Linked DNA regions of Homo sapiens: region 1 is linked to region 2. A link is a contact called in ENCODE POLR2A ChIA-PET data. All regions are on one chromosome and are shown on one strand. The core of a region is the stretch at or near the end of the contact, and the rest is flanking DNA. Distances in the headings are between cores, read along the strand shown.

Region 1 (5,001 bases), core at 1,593-4,092, about 12 Mb before region 2:
CAGGCAAAAGTCCCCAATGGCTTCCATCTTGCTCACAGTAAAAGCCATGTACCTTAATAATGGCCTGCAAGCCCCCAAGTGACCTGGCCCCTGTCATATCTCTACTCTACTCATCTCCTTCTCACTCCTCTCAATGTGTCTCCTAGCAGCATATTCCCACCTCAGTTCCTCTGCACATGTTGCCTCTGCTTGGTACACTTCCCCCAGAAACTGTACATAGGTACAGCTCCTCCCTCAGTTCCTTCAAGCCTTTATTCAAAATCACCTTCCCAAAGAGGTCTTCTCTAAGTTATTTAAAATTGCGACCCCTCGTCCAGGTGTGGTGGCTCACGCCTGTAATCCCAGCACTTTGGGAGGCTGAGGCAGATCAATCACCTGAGGTCAGGAGTTTAAGACCAGCCCGGTCAACATGGTGAAACCGTCTCTACAAAAATACAAAAATTAGCTGGGCATGATGGCAGGTGCCTGTAATCCCAGCTACTCGGGAGGCTGAGGCGGGAGAAGAGCTTGAACCTGGGAGGCAGAGGATGCAGTGAGCCGAGATCACGTCACTGCACTCCAGCCTGGGTGACAGAGCGAGACTCCATCTCGGAAAAAAAAAAAAAATGCAACCTCTCCTAAGCTTTATTTTTTCTCCATATCCTCTATCACCTTAAAAAAAATTGAGCTATAATTCATATTCCACAAAATCCAGTTCTCTAGTCTACAATTCAGTGTTTTATTGCCTTTTAATGTAATAATTTACTTGTCTCCCTTAAATTTTACTTATTTATTTTGAGCTGGACTCACTCTGTCACGAGGCTGGAGTGCAGTGGCGCGATCTCGGCTCACTGCAACCTCCGCCTCCCAGGTTCAAGCGATTCTCCTGCCTCAGCCTCCTCAGTAGCTGGGACTAAGGCACGCACCACCAAGTCCAGCTGATTATTGTATTTTTAATAAGGACGAGTTTCACCATGTTGGCCCAGATGGTCTTGATCTCCTGACCTTGTGATCCGCCCACCTCGGCCTCCCAAAGTGCTGGGATTACAGGCATGAGCCACACCTGGACTTAAATTTTATTTATTTTGAAAAAAGGTCTTGCTCTGTTGCCCAGGCTGGAGTGCAGTGGCCTAATCACTGCTCACTGCAGCCTCGACCTCCTGGGCTCAAACTATCCTCATGCCTCAGCCTCCTCAGTGGCTGGGAATACAGACGTGGGCCACCACCCTGGCTAAATTTTTTTATTTTTAGTAGAAAAGCGGGTCTCATTATGTTTACCAGGCTGGTCTTGAACTCCTGGGCTCAAGCGATCCTCCTGCTTCAGTCTCCCCTGGTGCTGGGATTACAGGTGTGATCCACCACACCCGGCCAGGATAGGAGTGTTTGACTACTTTATTCACAACTATCTCCAGCAGCTAGAACTGTGCCTTAACAAAAAGCCTGCAGCATTTGCTGGGCACAGTAATCCTGTAATCCTTGGGAGGCTGAGGCGGGTGGATCACTTGAGCCCAGGAACTGGAGACCAGCCCTGGCACCTGGTAACATGATGAGACCTGGCTGGGCGAGGTGGCTCACGCCTGTAATCCCAGCACTTTGGGAGGCCGAGGCGGGCGGATCACGAGGTCAGGAGATAGAGACCATCCTGGCTAACACGGTGAAACCCCATCTCTACTAAAAATACAAAAAATTAGCCGGGCGTGGTGGCGGGCGCCTGTAGTCCCACTACTCGGGAGGCTGAGGCAGGAGAATGGCGTAAACACGGGAGGCGGAGCTTGCAGTGAGCTGAGATCGCGCTACTGCACTCCAGCATGGGCAACAGAGCGAGACGCCGTCAAAAAAAAAAAAAAAAAAAAGGTGAGACCTTGTTTCTACATTAAATAAATAAATAAATAAATAAACAAACCCATCCGTGCAGGCGTGGTGACGCGCCTGCAGTCCCAGCTACTCGAAAGGCTGAGGTAGGAGGATCTCTTGGGCCCGGGAGTTCGAGGCCGCAGTGAGCCGTCATGGTGCAACTACACTCCAGCCTGGGCTACAGGGCGAGACTTTGTCTCAAAAAAATAAAAAATATAAAAAATTTAAAAAACAGGCTGGGCGCAGTGGCTCACGCCTGGAATCCCAGCACTTTGGGAGGCTGAGGCGGGCGGATCACGAGGTCAGGAGATCGAGACCATCCTGGCTAACAAGGTGAGACCCCGTCTCTACTAAAAATACAAAAAATTAGCCGGGCGTGGTGGCGGGCGCCTGTAGTCCCAGCTGCTCTGGAGGCTGAGGCAGCAGAATGGCGTGAACCCGGGAGGCGGAGCTTGCCGACATCGCGCCACTGCACTCCAGCCTTGGCGACAGAGAGAGACTCCGTCTCAAAAAAAAAAAATTAAAAAAACAAAGTCTACGGAATCTGCTGAATTCTGATCTACTAAGCCTTCAGCAGCCATGCATGCCTTTTCCTGCCTCCATGCTATTGCACATACGTTCCCCATCGCCGAAAACCCTCATCCTGCCGTGAAGAAACTTCTCAGGATGTCCTAATCCCGGAAGCATCTACTCTCACCCCCCACTTTCCACTGCACTGGGGGCACCCCTAGTGTAGCGTCTGCCTCTTAGAGAACTTGGCAGTCTTACCGGCACCGTCTCTGCAGGCTCAGGGCCCCGCCTGGGAATCTCCTTCCCCTCCCCAGCCCGCCCTGCCCCATGCCCTCACCCCTCAATAGGTCGCGGGCCACGGCCGCGGGCTCCAGGCCCCCGCCGTCCTCCTCGCGGTCCCGGGCCCCGCGGGGACGTCGGGCCCCGGCCCCGGCCCCGGCCCCGGCGCGGTAGTTAGCTCCCGGCATCAGCTGGCAGTAGCGCTCGGAAGACGAATGGCGCCGCTTCCGCTCACGGCAGCCCCTGCCCCGCCTCTTCCGGCGTTCCCGGTCTCAACGTGGTGACGAATGGGCAGAAAACTGCGCGGTCGAGGGCCAGGGAGCCGGGCCCAAAGGATAACCCGCTCTGGAGACATTGTCGCAACCTTCTGCCCGAGTCGCAGGGTGCTGGGTTCCACGCCCGAGAAGCTTGGACCAGGCCTTGGTGGCATTTGGTTTCCTAATACCCTTGGCTGAGAAGCCAGAACCTCAGGGTGCTTGTCCTCGGCACCCTGCCCCCACTGCAAACTCCAGCCTTCTCCACCATATTCCACAAAAACACACAACACGTTTGGAGATTTTAATTAATTTTTATAAAATCTGAGCTGGCTGAACTTCAGAGTACAGCGACAGCTCAAGGAAGGGTGGGATTTATCTGCTGGTCCCCACCTCCCCAAGACGGGGAGAAGGAGGTCTCATGCCAACAGCTGCAACTCCTTTCAGCTCCCAGTCAAGGCTCAAGGCTCAAGCAGAGGGGAGGGGATAGGCAAAGGGGGAGGGGGAAGCTCCTGAGGCTCAGACACTGCTTGCTTCTCCCTTCTCCCCATTCCCTTCCCTTCCCAGCAGAACCTGGCTGGCCCTGGGCAGAGCTGAGGCCCAGGAGCAGCTGAAAGGAGGTGGATGGGGACAGAGCACCAAGGGGAAGGGGCCCTCGGCCCAAGGGGGGAGGAACCTAGCCCCCACCCCGCTACAGCTCCCCACTGAATTCACAGCACAGAGAACACCTCTCGCCCAACAACTCCACATGGAGGTATACCAAGTCCAGGGGTCAAAGGAGCAGGTGGGTGACAGATGGGCAGGGGCAGTGAAGATGACAGCAGGCTCAGGAGGGGAGGTGGCAGAAACTTCCTCCTACCCATGGGAGGAGACGATGGGGCGACTGATATTGCTGTTGGTGGTCATGGCATTCAGCTCCCACCTGGAAGGCCAACAATAAGAGACAGAAAGAAGAGGGGGCCCTCAGCCCAAGCTAAGGGATGTTTGAACCAAGCTAAAAACACACCAGTCTCTCCAACTTCCTAAAGGTCAACCACCCACAGCCACCTCTTACTTAAGAGACCTACTAGGTTGAACAATCAGAACCCACCCACCACCAAATCCAACACCACCCACTCCTCTACCTCCAAGCTCATATGGATTTCCGGTTTATGTTTATGTATGTATGTATATTGCAGTGTCCAGGCACCTGAGATCTGTGTATACATGTCAGTCAACATCCCAACCTGCCTTTCCTGCTTTGCTTAGAGCCAACCAGGCAGCCCCTCCACCTTACCCTCACCAGGAATGCCTCACCCCACCAGGAATACCCATTTTTGCTCTTAACTCCCATCCTTTTAAGGCTCTGACTCAGCACTCCTATCCTTCCTGAGGCCTTCCCCACCCACCCAACCATATTAATTTTTTTTTTGAGTCTTGTTCTGTCACCTAGGCTGGAGTACAGTGGTGCAGTGGCACAATCTTGACTCACTGAAACCCCCGCCTCCCGGGTTCAAGCAATTCTCTTGCCTCAACCTCCCAAGTAGCTGGGACTACTGGTGGCTGCCACTATGCCCAGCTAATTTTTGTATTTTTAGTATAGACAGGGCTTCACCATGTGGCCAGGATGGTCTCGAACTCCTGACCTCAACTGATTTGCCCACCTCAACCTCCCGAAGTGATGGGATTACAGGTATGAGCCACCATGCCCAGCCAGCAAGAGTTAAACTGAACTGATACAAAGAGACGAAGTATCTCAGAATGACCCAGACAGGAAAAATTATATACAAAGTAACATCTGGTGGTTAATTTGAACCTGAAAAATTATACATAAAGTAACATCTGGTGGTTAATTGGAACCTAAGAACGAAATTCAAAGGGAAGCAGCCAGATCTTCTGGAACCAATGTGATCCAGAGGCTCCTAAACTTGTCTTTACTTTGCAGCTAGGTTCTAAGATTTAATCAGTTGTTCTCAGCATGGTCACAAAAATAACTGTATAAGCTTAGGTCTCAGAAAGTGATGCTGCCGAGCTGTATTTTTTTTTCATATAATTTATTCTGCTGACAGTTTTATATGATGGCTGTCAATTCACCTCCTTCCATCTCATTTCCCACAAGTACACTACATCTCCAGCAGAACAAAAA
Region 2 (4,839 bases), core at 380-2,879:
TGGTGGAAGAATAAAGTAAGAGGAAGGATATCTAGGTTCTTGGAACTAAGATGTGTGGTGGGGAGGGGATGCAGAAGACAGGTGAGTCTCCAAATCAATCCAATGAAGTCACTGAGTTGCCCATTTTCATAAAAGCTGAAGGTCAACATTCTACAGGGCAGAACAAACTTGAGTCCTAACGCTAGTTTTAAAGCTACCAAGGCTGTTATTATTTCTGTGTTGACCTCTGTCACCACTCTTCAGTCCCACTTTAGGGAGTGGCAGCTGGGCAAGCCTTCCTATCTCACCGTGCCCCACCAAGAACCTCCAGAGAGGTGAGTACACAAGACTGGAGGGAAACCTCAATTCAAAGGACGGAGTTAAGCTCTCATAACTCCGATAAGAAACTGATTTAATAAAGAGAGCTGAGAAACTGTCCTCAGGTCGTAAGAATATATCCTGACCTTATTGAGAAATAGCAAGGTTGGTAGAAATTGGGATCCCTAATTTCCCCAAGGACATTCCAGAGCAACACAGATTTAGTCACCACTTGCATAGTTAACAGCTGGTTGTGGCGCTCGCTTGGGGAGTACATATGTTATGCTAAAATTGCAACGATACAGAGATTAGCATGGCCCCTTAATTAGTTAAATAATTTTTAAAAAGCTGGTTATGCATGACTGAGGGTGGACAGGGGTCAATTCCATCACTTAAGTTATTTTACTGAAATGGCATTTTGGAAAAAGGATGATACCTAACCCTGGCGTTTAGTCCTCGGCTCGGGATTAGAAAATGCGCGGGGTGTGGGGGGGGGGTTGCAGGAAGTACTGCCTAGACAGCTAAGACACACGTGGGAAGGTCTCCACTCGTGGATTCCTGACAGTGGAGCGACAACCTCGAGAAGGTATAACCAACTTGAGGTTGTGCAAAATGTCTTTCGAAGAGTTACCTGAACTCTGTGAGAACCTCGGAAGAGAGATAGCATAGGAAGCCGCCTCAGCACGGTGTTTAATACAGACGCCGCCATCTTGACGTACGCCCAGGACAGGAATTGACGGAAAGGCAACTGCGCATGCTTCAGGAAACTGAGTAGGGCAGGGCCAAGGACAAGCCCGCAGTGCGGAAGGCGGCCCCACGTTTGCGTCAGGACGGAAGCGTGAAAGGGAAGGCATGGGGGAGAAGCTAATTTCAACTGCGTCACAATCGAATTAGACCCCAAAATTGCGGTTTTTTTTGGCCAGTCACTACGACTCTTAGATCGCATTGTTAAAGTTTGCCTTTTAAGCAATTTTGAAGGCGATTTTTAGCGGTATCCTCTCAGTGCGCATGCGCTCTTAGGTTTCTACCAATCCTGGGTGAGAAATGTTCTCCAGGGCGGAAGTGGCGGAAGCAGAGGAAAGGGAGGTGCTAGGCTCCTGGTCACGCGCACGCGACAGGGAGGCAGGAAGGAGGCGGAAGAGAGTGCCAGGGAAAGGGGCGGAGCAAAGGTGAAGTGAGAGTAGCCAATCAGTTGGCGAGTTGTCATTTGGGTTGACCAATGAGTTCACGCCTCGCGTATAATGTCTCGCGACAAGGGCGTTTCACTAGCACGTTTGGGCGCGTTGGGCGGCGTCCGGGTATAAAAGACTCCACCCGAGCGGGCGGCCGCCATTCTGGGGTTCGTTTAGAGGTAAGTTTGCCTACTTTGTCGTCTAGTGGGTAAAATTTTGCGGAGAGCGTTGGATCTGGGAAGCGGGATAGGGATGGATGGGTTCATTTGAGAGCCACGGCTTAAAGCGGTTGCGATCAGGATGGGACACAGGTTTGTTTGGGGACAACAAAGATGGCATTTGTGAGTGTTTTGAAGCAACCCGTACTGATTACATCTTTCTCCCTTGTGTTCCTTTTATCCCAGGTTTGAATTTTCTCGGAGAAAGACAGGCCGGCCACGAGGAAAACAGAAACAAGCCGCAGCAACATCTAAGCCCTTGAAAGGATCCTGAGAGAGGGGGGAAAGGGAAAACAGCAGCCACCAGCCCAACCACTTGTGTCTTCTGCCCCTTCCCACCTATCTTGCCCACCCCACCAGCCCACGCTGCTTGGGACTTGAAATCTGTGGCCGAAGGACCGTCACTACATAACTTCAAAAATAATCAACCACCCTCCCTTCCCAAACCACCCAAATTCACTCATCCAGCGTTTACTTTTTTGAATCCACTCAGAACTTTTTTCTGCGACCCCCCTCCCTAAATGGAGTTGGGTGGGGGGGAAATGAATACTGAGTTGGCCTTTATTTTTTAAAAGACTTTTTGATCCAATGAGGCCCCCTAAATAATTGAGTTTTGGGTCCTGGTTGGTTGTTTTATTTTTTTTCCTCCAAAATTTTACCCCCTCCCCCCTGAGCCCGAGGTGCTGACGTCGCAAAAAAATTGGATAGTAAGTGTCGAATTTTCAAAAACCAGCCTTGCAACAAGAAATCAACGTTTCCCGTTGTGAAACCAAAAATAATGAGAGGAAGAAATGAGACCATAGAACAAATAGAGAACTGGAGAAGGACCAATCTGGTCACTTAATCTCCATTAAAAAGGGCCTGTGGGTCTAAACAGTCTTGTTCTCTCTCCCCTACCACCTATCTCTTCCCTGCCTTGCTGCAGGCAAAGAGAGGGTGGAGGGAGGGCCAGCAAGTGAGGATTTTGATGGTTAACCCTTGGTAATCCAGCCAATTTCCAGACTGCCAAAGCCATATGTGTTTATATAAGGAGGAATGGTTACCTTCCTCTGGTTAGCAGCAGTCTTCAAAAGGGTTAATGAGCTCACATACAAGAGATGGTGGATCTTGTGGCCCAGAAGTACCACTTCTTTGTGTGTGAGACAAGCAGGGTGCCTTTCAATTTGCCAGATTAATAAGCAATCTGTACATAAAGATTGCAGGGTAAGGAGATGGGCAGAGAGAAGTAATAGCTCGCTATAACTTTTTAAATGACTGTTAAATCCTCTCAATTTTAATGTAATTTGCTTGGGGTATATTTGTGTGGTTAAAATAGGTGGCAATCTAGGAATAAAGATTGCAAGACACTTAGGACAAAATATAATCTTAGTGCCAGTACATACAAGATAATAGTTGGGGAGGTAAAGAATGTCTTATAATTGTTGCAGATTGCATAGGTATTTAAAAGCAAAAGAGTGATTAACATTTTAACTTGATATTTTTTGGTGGGGGAGGTACAGTTAAATAGAGGGTGGAAAGGTTGGGAAATGTGGAATTTAGGAGTATAATTTTAAAAGCCATTTAGTGCAATTGAATGCTAGCTTTCTAAAAGATTTGTGTCGTTAAAAGGAATTTTTTTCTTCCCTGCTTCAATATGGCGACTTTCCTTGTCCTTTTGTCTTCCAAGCGGCGTTGCAGGTTGTGTCTTGACCCATTTTTTTTCCTGTCCTCCCACCTCAACCCTATTTGTTGAGAGGGGTCCAAGTCCTTCCTCCCCCTTTCCCTCTATAGGGAGGATGGGGGTGGTCGATGGTAGCCGGTTGAACCTCCGTTGCAAATTCAGTTCTTCCCTGCAGAAAATTGTTCTTTTTAATATTTTAATTGCTTTAATTTTCACTACGCTCTTACTGATCAAAATAGGTCAAAGATTATTCACGATGGGGAACTGGTTTTTGATTTTTTTTTTTTTTTTTTTTACTAAAAAGGTGTTTTATAATGTAACTGAAGCTACCGGCAGAGCCGGGTGGCTTTTTAGTTTAAGTCCTCTTTCTCCATTACAAAATGGCGTCCCTCCGTCTTTGTTGTTTTTCTCCCCCTTTTGCCATCCTGAGCTTAGGGCCGCCCTAGAAACTTGGTCAAGTGGGAGGAGCAGCCTTGAAAGGTGATGTAATCAGCTTTCTTCCTCCTCTCTCCACCCTCTTGAAGCTCCACCCCTGAGCAGATGCTTTTGCACTGCCTGTGCTCGTTGCTGCTAGGGAGAAGACATTTTCCTTATTTTCATTATATAAAATATCTTAAAGGGATAGGAGCTTATAGGAATTAAGTATCAAGGCTGTCCATCTCTGTGTAGTTCTAGTTTTTATAGAACCAGTTTTTATTTTCACTTTCCTTCACTCATCACAACTGCTTGTAATTTTTCCCCACTTCAGCTGCCAGGGGTGAAAAAACAGGCAAACCTAAGACTGGGAAGCTTTGAGGATGTGTGTGAGCGTGTGTGTATGTATATATGTGTGTAGAGGGAGATGGGAAAGACACAAGGGCTTGCAAGAGTAACTTGGAGATAAACGGGCCTAATGACACTGAAGTGTGCCATTTCTGCTTAGGAACCAGTGGGCCTCCTGCATTTGGTCGCTTTGTGTAATGAGAATCGGGGGAAGGTGGGTACTTTTAGGACTTTCTTCTAAATCGCCCTCATTCCCACCTCTCAGTTTGGGGATAAACTGTATTCAGTGCTGTATCACGTTCTGCACTTGATTAGTTCCTGTACATTGGTACTAGGATAAGAAGTGAATCTTTAGGAAAGGAGGCGGCAGTTGTAAACTCAAGGCAGGGGGAATCAAGCTACGGTTTCTGGTAAGCAAAACCTTTCTGGTATTACATTTCACAACTTTCATTTTTTTTTTTTCCCCAAAGAGCCACCTTTTTTGAATTTCTTTTTCCTTCCCTTCTAAAAGAAATTCCTAAAAGCATTAATGAAAAAATGATGTCCTCTTCATTTTTCAACTCATGCAGTGCTGTGGCATTTGGTGCATGTTCAGAAGCCATGCCCTATCTGAGGGTGGTATTGGGTGTCTGGTTCCTTTCTTCCCCCAAATTTTTCAAAGTCAAATCTTTATCAGACTCTCCATATAATTTTAATTTTTAAAAGTCCTGCACTGAAGCGTGGAGGTTCT

The links. ChIA-PET counts read pairs that join two places held with the same protein, here RNA polymerase II (POLR2A).
Region 1: POLR2A ChIA-PET joins it to region 2 with 12 read pairs in activated T-cell. The contact joins the promoter of RRP36 here to the promoter of PPP1R10 in region 2. POLR2A ChIA-PET finds 5 or more read pairs at or near these places in 2 of 52 experiments (OCI-LY7 and activated T-cell).

What each region holds. Positions count from the first base shown.
Region 1 is chr6:43,019,464-43,024,464 of GRCh38, reverse strand. RRP36 (ribosomal RNA processing 36) reads right to left here and starts at 2,842. Exons shown (of 7, transcript NM_033112.4): 1 at 2,681-2,842. The coding sequence starts at 2,810. It overlaps KLHDC3 (kelch domain containing 3), which reads right to left. Exons shown (of 11, transcript NM_057161.4): 11 at 3,171-3,798. The coding sequence ends at 3,732. RefSeq lists enhancers at 1,827-2,558, 2,941-2,990, 3,051-3,160, 2,559-3,290 and silencers at 2,641-2,710, 2,721-2,770, 2,781-2,850.
Region 2 is chr6:30,614,033-30,618,871 of GRCh38, reverse strand. It overlaps PPP1R10 (protein phosphatase 1 regulatory subunit 10), which reads left to right and starts at 1,629. Exons shown (of 20, transcript NM_002714.4): 1 at 1,629-1,648; 2 at 1,874-2,394. It overlaps MRPS18B (mitochondrial ribosomal protein S18B), which reads right to left and starts at 1,032. Exons shown (of 7, transcript NM_014046.4): 1 at 929-1,032. The coding sequence starts at 1,006. RefSeq lists an enhancer at 803-1,371.